2 separate regions of the Homo sapiens genome follow, and region 1 is linked to region 2. Evidence: read pairs that join two places in POLR2A ChIA-PET (ENCODE). Cell type or tissue: CD4-positive, alpha-beta T cell. All regions are shown on one strand. Each heading gives the region's core, and the rest is flanking DNA. Links, peaks and the distances in the headings are about the cores only.

What was found. ChIA-PET counts read pairs that join two places held together with the same protein. Peaks named below come from ENCODE experiments on the same cell type or tissue, not always from the same donor. Only the 100,000 strongest peaks of a DNase experiment are listed, where the experiment ranks them.
Region 1: POLR2A ChIA-PET joins it to region 2 with 10 read pairs; 6 of 35 experiments call an interaction of 5 or more read pairs at or near these places.

What each region holds. Positions count from the first base shown.
Region 1 is chr9:99,073,587-99,078,967 of GRCh38, forward strand. No RefSeq gene overlaps it. Among named protein-coding and RNA genes, the nearest start is that of TGFBR1, 29 kb to the right of the region's middle. RefSeq lists a cis regulatory region at 1,538-2,256. In CD4-positive, alpha-beta T cell, for the core only: no CTCF peak of the experiment used is centred there; a DNase peak (open chromatin) is centred at 3,185; H3K27ac peaks cover 1,781 bases.
Region 2 is chr9:99,010,533-99,015,913 of GRCh38, forward strand. It overlaps COL15A1 (collagen type XV alpha 1 chain), which reads left to right. Exons shown (of 42, transcript NM_001855.5): 10 at 4,885-5,034. Among named protein-coding and RNA genes, the nearest start is that of COL15A1-AS1, 69 kb to the left of the region's middle. In CD4-positive, alpha-beta T cell, for the core only: no CTCF peak of the experiment used is centred there; a DNase peak (open chromatin) is centred at 2,709; H3K27ac peaks cover 988 bases.

The sequences.
Region 1 (5,381 bases), core at 172-5,171, 63 kb after region 2:
GTAGTTAAGAAGAAAGTACTTAGGCAGATAGTGAGGGTACAGGAATCCTCAGTAAGGTTTTCCTTTTAATGAAAAGCAGCCCCAAAATCAAGTTCTTTCTCTTCTTCTTCTTCTTCTTTTTTTTTTTTTTTTGAGATGGAGTCTCACTCTGTCACCAGGCTGGAGTGCAGTGGCACAATCTCAGCTCACTGCAACCTCCGCCTCCCAGGTTCAAGCGATTCTCCTGCCTCAGCCTCCTGAGTGGCTGGGACTACAGGAGCATGCCACCATGCCCAGGTAATTTTTGTATTTTTAGTAGAGACAGGGTTTCATCATGTTGGCCAGGATGGTCTCGATCTCCTGACCTCATGATCCGCCCGCCTTGGCCTCCCAAAGTGTTGGGATTACAGGTGTGAGCCACCACACCCAGGCAATCATGTTCTTTTCTAACAAAGAGCAGCCTGTAAAATTGAGCTGCAGACATAGACAAGCAAGCTGGAAGCTTGCACAGGTGAATGCTGGCACTTGTGTCAATAGGAGAAGGCTACCTGGGACTAGGCATGATCAAAATGATGGCTCCATGTTCCCTTCTCTTTGCCAGCCACGTGTACAGTAAGGAGCAGACAAGATGGCGCTGGCCAAGTGGAAGGCCCATTTGCAGAATAAGATTAGGGTGGGGTGACCAGCCTTCCCCAAGTGCTATGTAAACGTCGCATCTGGTCAAACCAATCTGTGGGCCCTACTTAAGTCAGACACCGCCTCCTCAAGCCTGCATGCATATAAAATCTGCTGCAGGTTTTCCGTTTCAGTCACCTCTTCCTCATGAGAGGGAAGGCTGCTCTCCTCTCACCTTCCTATTGCCTATTAAACTTTCCGTTCTTTGACCCACTCACATGTGTCCCTGTCCTTAAACTTCTTGGTGCAAGATGACAAACTCCGAGACAATGTTGCTGCTTCACAACTGGTAGGGCACCTTGGGAATATTTAAATGAGGTAAGAGATGGTATTGGATCCATGTTTGAGAAAGATCAAGCAGGTTTTTTGTTTATTTGTGCACTCATTCAGAAATATTTCTTGAATAATAATTTGTACCCAGGATCATGTTTGGACTTGGGAGTACAAAGATAAATGATGCCCCCACTTTTCAAATCTACTAAGTCCATTCTAATGCCACAGACTGTTTCAAATCTCCTGTATATTTCCTGCCACCTGCTCTCCACCTCCTCAGAAACCCTACCAGTGGGGGACAAGCACATGCATGCAGTCCTTGTCTATCCTAACAGCTGGAGAAGTACTTTTCTGGTTACCCCTTGAGCTCCTGGTCCATCAAAACACCACTGAGCCTCCTCAAACCTCTTTGATAGCCACTAACTGATTTTCTCCTTTTGCTTTCCATCTTGTACTCCAATTTATAGGGCCGGTAAATAGAGAGATGCCTTGGTCTGTGTCTGAATTTTGGTCCTGCCACCTACTAACCATGTAATCATAGCCAAGCTACTGAAAAACTCCAAGTTACTGAAAATAGTCCTCCACACTCAGTCCTTCCCTGCAGCTCAGTTTCTTCATCTGTAAAAGGGGGACATTCATGGAAACTACTCTCCTTTCAGTTAATTTACAGGAAGCACTGGGAACAGCATTCTGGCCCCGTGTAAGCGTCCAATCAGTGTTTGCTATCTTTGGCCTGTTCCAGTTGTCTCTCAGTAGGAGCTGGGGGAAGGTCTCTCCTTCAACCATCCTAGCTGGTGTCTTCCAATCTGCCTGGCTTCTCTGCCTGTCTTCAGGCACAGGGCTGGGACTCAATGTATACATAGCAGTACAGCTCTGCCTGCTGTTGGTAAATATCCGTTGTCCCACGACCCCGAATGTCTGGACTATCCTGGCCCTCTGCTCCTGCCCTTCATAATCCAACAAGTAAAATGTTATCATCTGGCTCATTAGCGGCTGCTGACAAGAGGGCTGAATTCCTTCTGATAGACAGGCACACATGCCACAGCGACTGTTTAGTCATCTCATCATCCCCCTGCATGAGCCTGCTGGGGGCCCTGAGTTCCAAGAAGGACCCAGAGCACCCTGTTATCTGATATGTTTGTGGGAGGAAATTGCCTCCCTCTCCTCTCCTTCCAAACTTGTGCCTTTTCCTCTGGTCCTTCTCTTAGTGAGTGGCTCCACCATCCAGCCAGGAGCCTAGGAATCTTTTATTTATTCAACGATATTGACTAAGTGTCTCCTTAGTAATAAAAATAACAACAATAAACCATAAAATAAGTGCTAGGAAGCTCTGCAGAGTTGGGATATTTTTATGATGACTACTTTGATTTTTTTTTTTTTTTTTTTTTGAGACAGGATCTCACTCTTTAACCCAGGGTAGAATACAGTGGTGTGATCATGGCTCATTGCAGCCTTAATTCCTGGGCTCAAGTGATTCTCCCACCTCAGCCTCCTGAGTAGCTAGGACTACAGGTGTGTGCCACCAGGCCTGGCTAATTTTTAGTACATATACATATATATATATATGCATATGTACTAATATATGTATGTTTAGTACATATATATGTTTGTAGAGACAAGGTCTTGCAATGTTGCTCAGGCTGGTCTTGAACTCCTGGCCTCACAAAATTCTCCTGCCTCGGCCTTTCAAAGCGTTGCACGTGGTGGTCTTCCCTTGAGGCAATGTGGTGCTGGCTCTTTTCTTATCTTCCCTAGGACTGTTGCTCACATCTCCTGGCCTCTACAGTTCCATCTCCTCCAGTTCATTCTCCACACCAGGGGAGAGAGCTTTCTAGAAAGCCTGTCATACTTAGTGTTTTGATTTGAGTTTCCCTTTAGAGGAGGATTCATTAATTTCTCTGCAAGGCGATCCCAAGAAACAAGGTAAGAGAGCAGAGAAATGAGACAGGGATGGGAAGGAAGATTTTAAAGGGTGCATCTAGTTCTCACTGTGAGTGACTAGATCACACTGTCCTCTTAAGGGTTCTGGGAGCCCGTGCAGTCTGGCACCTCAGAGTTTCCAACCAAAGGGACAAGGATGTTATGGTCTTCATACACCAACCCCTCTCAGTCTTTGAAAAACAGGAGGGCGAGGCACTGGATGAGATTCCAGTACTTCTGGCCTGCTGCACACGACAGAGTGGGCTCAGCTGCCACAGAATGCTCTCAGGCAGACACGTGGATGCTGGCAGTGGGAACTTGGGGGTTTATGGGCGGGGCACCCCAGAGACTGCAGTATCAGGCCCAATCTAGCAGGAAGTCACACAAGGTTTACTTCAAGATAACACTTTGAGCTTACAATACTTTCCTCAAACCTTACTGAAATGATAAAAACAACAGAGAAAAAACAAAAAACAAACAAAAAAAGACCTGCAACCCCTTGTTAAAAAAGGAAGAACTATCTCAACCTGGCAGAAACTTTGAGGACTTTCTGGAAGATAGAAACCTGCTATGATTGGCTATCCTATAACCACAGCAGCAAAGGCAGGGCCTGTCTTCGAGTCCCTCCTGAGGCTGATAGCCACAGGAAAGTGCCAGTAGAGGCTGAAACAGAAATAAGCTGGGAAAAGGCTGGGGGGAAGCTCATAGAGACTTGTGCAGTTGCTGACAGCACCCAGAAGACCTATCAGTCCTTTCAATGTGGGCTTTCATATTTATGAACATCAGTACAGAACAACAAACACCAATTAATCATTTGAGGAGATCTAGCAGCCTCCAAAAGGGAATCAACAGTTAATCAGAGCCAATGGCTTCTGTTTCGAAAGAATGATTACAGAAAACAGGAGATAACTTTTAAAGATTCAAATTTGTATTTTCATCCAACTCCACTGGAAACAAGGAAAAGAAAGCAAATTGGTATTCTCAGTAAAATTTCAGAGAGTAAAAGAAGCATGAAATGAAATACTGGGAGAATAAGAAACAGTCCTTGAAAATAAAAGAACGACTGTATCACCAGAATAAAATAGAACTACAGCATATATGCTACTGAAACCTGATTTAATGAATTGTTAGATCAAAAGAATTAATATAATTGCTCAAAGGACACAGACAAAAAGATAAATTCATGAAATAAAAGATGAGGGAAGGAGATAGACATAATGTTTCAATATTTATATAACAGGAGTCACAGAATAAAAGAGAATATTAGATGGAAGAGAAGTACCAGTGAACAAAAGAAGTTTGGTGCGGTGGCTGGAGCCTGTAGTCCCAGCTACTTGGGAGGCTGAGGCAGGAGGATCTCTTAAGCCTGGAAGTTCAAGACCAGCGGAGCAACATAATGAGACACTATCCCCATCAAAATATAAATATAAATAAATAAATAAATAAATGAAAGAAAATTTCCTGAGCTAAAGAAGGAGCATAATCTGTAGATTGAAATGATTCACTGAGTCCTGGGCAGAATTGTTGCAAAATATCCACCTGTGTACATTTCTGGTAAAGTTTATGCATTTCAGTAACGATGTAAAATCCTACACACTTCTATATAGAGAGCAATTCAGATTGGCATTGGAGTTCTTATTTGCAATATTGAAAATTAGAAGACAATGGGGTAAAGTATAAATAATCCCGTGGATTAAGAATTATATTAAAATTTCACAGCCAACCAAACTTTCATGTATGGGAACAAAGAGAGACATTTTCAGAAGTGTCAAAACTCAAAATTATAGCATCCAGGTGCCTTTTCTGAAAAACAGACTTTGTGGAAGGATTATAACCAAATGGAAATTAACCAGGAATTAGTATTTCACAAAGCAGAGGATGTGATGATAGAAATCTAATGAGAAACAAAGTCAAGATCACTTACGGTTATATCCAAATCAATTTTCCCAACGTGTAGTATTTTTACCACATATGGATTGAGATGGTTTTTACTGTAACAGTTATATATTTATTTCAATAGTTGTTAGGAAAATATAGGTAGATACTAAATCCATAATTTCATATTTATTTGTATTTAATATAAAGTAAGTATTTAAGTTTTAAAAAGTGGGCTGGTTGAAAGGAAAGTATTAGGTAAGTAATAGTACAAATGATACATTGTAGTGTAGGTGATAGACAACTGACTGAATTTTCGGAAATGTTGAGCCGAATAATTGTCAATAACGTGGTTGTAAAATACATTCCAGACTTTACCCAACTGTGATGATAAAACAGGTTTGTGTTTCTTCTAAAACTTAAATTACAGGGCTGATGCCCTAGGTACAAAATTAGCACAAAGTCATCTTCTTCTCTCTCAAATATTCTTCAAAAATTATTCCTTCAAATATTCTAGGCTTGCTTCTATTTGCCCAGGAATTAGTTCAGCTCATTGTTTATCTGTGGGTACCTCCTGGGAGAAGGGAATTCCAGGATGTCCCCTGTGGCTAGATTCACTTCCCTGGTGTCAACACTCCATTGGCAGTAACTGCCCAGCT
Region 2 (5,381 bases), core at 305-5,304:
TGCATTCCTCAAACAACAGGCTCTAGATGTTGCAGTAGATAACCTCGGCACCCGGGAGTGATTGCCTCCAGCAAACCTTCTGTCGGCGGGAACACTTGTGAGTTTGCTCACATCCTGCATTCATGATAAACAGTTTGCTGTTCGATCATATAGCCTCCAGTGGAATGCTGAGTTGGTCACGTCCCATGGGCCTTCGGCTCCCTTCACAGAAAGTTATATGGACGTAATAACCTTAATTAAAAAAAATATTCTTTTTGTTAATCTGCATCTTTTCTAAGCAAACGAAAACTTAGTAATAATGACATAGGAATTATTTAGATAAAGTGTAAGATCTGTTTATTAGGCCAGTTACCCAAAGGCAAAAGAAAAGACCTTCTGCAGTGCGACTGCTGTTCTCTATGGGGAATATTATATTGGAAGAAAATACTCCTTTTAGATCTTTAAGATAAAACATTTTTTTAGCATCAGGCCACAACATTTATAACCAGAGGAAAAAAAATCTTACAGGAGCTGAAAATGAGTTGAAGATTAGTTATTATTTCAGGCCTTTTAAAAGGCGAGAGAAAACAGAAAAGAGCAAGATGCAATAAAAGTCGAACTTTGTGTAAAAAAATTATAATGCCTTGTAATTTATTAAGAGTAAAGCAATACCTTAAGAAAATTTTGTAGTTCAAACCAATTCTTTAGTGTATAAGTGGTTTTTTAAAAATCAAAACCCAATCTCTGGAAAGACCATTTTAAATAATTTCCCTTTAATTGTAGACAACTTGCTCATATGAAAGCTTTTTTTTTCATCTGTCTTCTTCTTATGATGTAAACAGACCATTTCTGACATGCTTGGACTTTCTAGTTTTCCTGAGCATCCCTCTTTCTGAAAAAAAAAAAAAAAAAAGTCATTTTATTCTAGGACAAAATTTACCATAAAAGATTCTTTCTTGTATAAAATTATTTTTCTTTAAGCTTTCTTACCAAAATTACCTCTTTATTTCTATAACTTTCTTTACATCTCTCTCATTTCCTGATTCCCTTCACTTTGTTTTATACATAACCTTTAAATAAGCTTTGAATGAGACAAAAATTATTCACCTTTTAAAAAACACACTTTTTTTTAGAAAGAATGTTTTCTTACAATATATTTTTTAATTGGAATATACCCAACTAATGAAATATCTATTATTTAATTTAACTTTAGATTCTAAATTATGACACATTTGTCTATAAGTATTTATCCCATTACATTTACCTAATTATTTTTAATACTGTACCTAGATTACTGTATTTATGAAAACTGCAATAGTCATTATTTAAAGTTATTTCCCTGCCAACCATTTTATAGCCTGTGAATTTCAGGTGTTTATCTAAGTAGAACCTTAAGATTAAATATATGGTTATTTTACTAAATCAAGATTTAGCTATTTTCATTAAACTAATGTTCTTGTCTTATTTATCAGACAGTACACAAGCAAAGGTTATCCTGTTTTGGGCTGAGTTTATAGTTTTGTAACCCTTGTGCCAAATTTTGACACCTTATAGTATTTGGCAGGGATAAGTATGAAATTGCTTGATCAATAAATGCAAACAAAAATGTATGCTGGCAATTCTTAAGACATTTCTAATATTGCTTTACCAGTAATTTTAAAACTAGCTTATTAAAGACTTAAGTCGTGTGAACTTGAAAAGCATTTGGGTTTATCATTTAATTTATGAGTACTCTTTAAGCCATTGTCATACCTTGTAGCGAAAAACACAACAAAATGTGTATGTACACATAAACACACACATACATACTCATACAACCAAAAATCCTATAGCTTTTACTTCAGAACTCTAGCCATGAAATATTAATACAAACACATTGTCCTGCAGAAACAATAACAAAAATAAATGTCTGGATGCAAACAGTGGATTTTATCTCAGGAGAAATGTAACAGCAGACTTAAAGCAGGCAGAGGCAGAGAAGAAAGCAGAGAGATAGAGAACTTAGGAACTTTATAGTTGCAGATCGACTTTTGGGCTCTGAATTTTTCTTGCTGTAATTGTGCATGAAAATACCATATATGTTCATTTTACAAAAATACTTGCAAGAAGAGGCACCATAAAACCAACAGAGTGCCTGAAAGAGGGTCATTCTCCTTGTTTTTCCTTATTCTTAGATTATTTGTTTCCCACCCTTTTTTTTTTTTTTTTTTTTTTTTTTGAGACGGAGTCTCCCTCTATTGCCCAGGCTGGAGTGCAATGGTACAATCTCGGCTCACTGCAACCTCCACCTCCTGGGTTCAAGTGATTCTCCTGCCTCAGCGTCTTGAGTAGCTGGGACTACAGGTGCGTGCCACCATGCCCAGCTAGTTTTTTTGTATTTTTAGTAGAGACAGGTTTTCACCATGTTGGCCAGGCTGGTCTCGAACTCCTGACTTCATGATCCCTCCCAAAGTGCTGAGACTACAGGCATGAACCACCGTGCCCGGCCTTTTTTATTTATTTATTTTTTATTTTAAGGGACGAACTGAGCTGTGGCCTAGCATTTTAGTGGAGTGTGTCAAAGTGTGCTGGTTGCGGGTGAGACTCTACAGTGTGTCACCACTGAGCCATTTCCACCCTCTTACGTGTCTCAGTTTCTCTCTGTGTAGTTCTAGCACCTCCAAGAGGCTCAAAATCAAAATGCAGGGTGACCAGCTCCTATATGCACTTCCTGAATGAGGCTTTTTAAACTAATTTTGTTGGGGGTTCCCTGTAGGGTTGCTGCATGTCATGGGGGGGTCAACCCCCCAAGACACTCCCACTTGCCCTCCAGTCACCCAGGGGCACCTTTCAGCTGGGAGGTGCAAAATGCCCTTTCTCTTTGAAGCTGAGGAAACTCATTCTCCCATTTATCTGTGAAAACAATAGTTCAATTCCTCATGCAAAATGCTCACACTAGCCAATTGAGATTAATTTCAGGAGGAAAGGCAATGGAGAAGACACCCTTTAGAATGTACCTCTGAACTAGAATTAGGGTCCTAAACAATAACTTCCTAGGAGAAAAAAAAAAAAAAACAGCTAAGACCACTTCCTGTAAATTGTCCTCAGCCACCTCTAACTTTGTACTCTCATCCACCATTATACACACTAAGGTCAAATCCTCTCCCGGTATAAGGTAATCTCTGGTACCCCCAAAAGCCAAAGAGGTCAGGTCTTACAATACAGGAGAGCAGAGCTTCAGACCTAAGAAGAATCTGCTCATGACTCTTGAAACTCCACAAAGAAAATGGAACACCCCAAAAAGGGGCGGGTGGTGCCTTTGTTCTGAATACTTTAAGGGGTTTGAGTCATTGGAAGCCTCCTCTAGGTTTTTATTGGTACTAAAGATAGTGAAGGGGGAAGGAGGTATAGGGCGGAAGAAAAGTAAACGAAAGAAAAAAAGTTTTTAAGACAGGAAGCAAGGATAGCAAACGTGCATGTTGTGTTTTTTTTTCCCCTCTCTTGCAGCTGTGAGAAATTTTAGCCAATTCAGAGAGGTCTTGTTACCCATAATTTAGAATTCTCATTCAGATTTGACCAAGTCAGGTAGAGCTGGTCAAATCTGATGGGAGAAAGATCAGAACAACAACCAAAAAAACCCTAACAACATGATTACTGAGCACTTTAATAGTAAGGAGAAATTAGGAACAGCTGGTTGTTAATCTTAACTTCAGCTAAGACAAAACCCCAATTCAGCTACTTACTAGAGATAGGTCTTAGGCAGAAGATTGCTCTCTACCATCCTAGAAGCAGGAAAGAATTTAAACTTGCCTTCCCTGTTAGAAATGAGCTCAAACTCCAGAAAGGAGTTAGGTGCCTTCCATCATCCTAGAAGCAGGAAAACTTGCATTCCTTGTTGGAAGCAAGTAAGACTGCAAAAAAAGAATTGTACAGCAAAATAAACTTTAGAACTTGACCAAATTTTGGGAGATCAGGGATTCTCTGGAGGGGAGGCTCCTAGGCCTCAGCAAATTGTCCTATTGGTTTGAACCATAAAGAAAGCTCAAGCTGGTATCAAGCACCGATATGAGATTTGTCAAAGGTCAGTGGCACCTCCACTCAGAATCCCTTCTTGGTTGCCAAAATGTGAACCCCAAATATCTGAGACAGGTCTCAGGAAAGTTAGGTAGTTTATTTTGCAAAGGTCAAAGACATGCCCGTGACACAGCCTCAGGAGATCCTGACAACATGTGCCCAAGGTGGTTGGAGCACAGCTTGGTTTTATGCATTTTAGGGAGACATGAGACATCAATCAGTATATATAAGGTGTACATTTGTGCTGTCCAGAAATGCAGGACAACTCAAAGTGGGGAGGGGGCTTCCATGTCATAGGTAGATAAAAGACAAATGATTGCATTCTTTTGAGTTTCTGATTAGCCTTTCCAAAGGAAGCAATCAGATATGCATTTATCTCCGTGAGCAGAGGGGTGACTTTGAGTTCCATCTGTCCTTTGTCTGCAAGGAATTTCCTTATGGACAAATTATTAGGGAAGTATGTAGCTTTTTTTTATCTTAGTAGCTATCTTTTTAAGGGCTAGAATGGGAGACAGATTTGCCCTAAGTAGTTCCCAGCTTGATTTTTTTTTCCCTTTGGCTTATTGATTTGGGGATCCTGAGATTTATTTTCCTTTCACAAAGCTAAGGCCAGAGAAGTGCTTAGCAGAGATGTGCTAGAAGGGACTCTGGGGTGGGTGGGAGGATGCCCTGAAAGGTACGTTCTAATGCTGGAGCTCCAGGCGAAGGTGTGGTCCTGGAGGAGCAAAGGAAAGGGAATCATGGAGCCTCCAGTTATCTGAGGCTTTAGCGCTTTCCACCCCCCAGCCTCACACCCACTGAACCAGGGGCATGGGCGAAGGGGCACAGCTCCTCATGCCAATTTCATTTCAGGGTCCAAGCAGTGAAGACAGTTTAACAACAGCTGCAGCTGCAACCGAAGTGTCCCTCAGTACTTTTGAGGATGAGGAAGCCAGTGGGGTCCCCACAGATGGCCTGGCTCCCCTCACAGCCACCATGGCCCCTGAGCGGGCAGTCACTTCTGTAAGTGTCATCTTGTGTCCTCTCTGGCTCACAGGGGAGAGACAGGTCTGCATCATGCGACAACAGTCATCCTTGGCCTTGGCAGGGGCACCTGTAGCTTGGTTATGAGCACATGTCTGGGTGGGCAGCTGCTGGAGGGAGGCAGGACACAATGCTGGAGTGTAGCAGAGGCCACAGCCCTGCTCCCTCCTAGCCTTGCCCAAGAATTTACTCAGAGACAAGTGGTCCACAGTTGGCACTGAGGCTTAGAAGAGATGCATATTTCAGAAGGGGTGTGCTGGGGGTAACGATGATCGTAGGTAAGAACGTGCTTTGAAACTGGGCTGGCACCACAGAAACGACTGTTA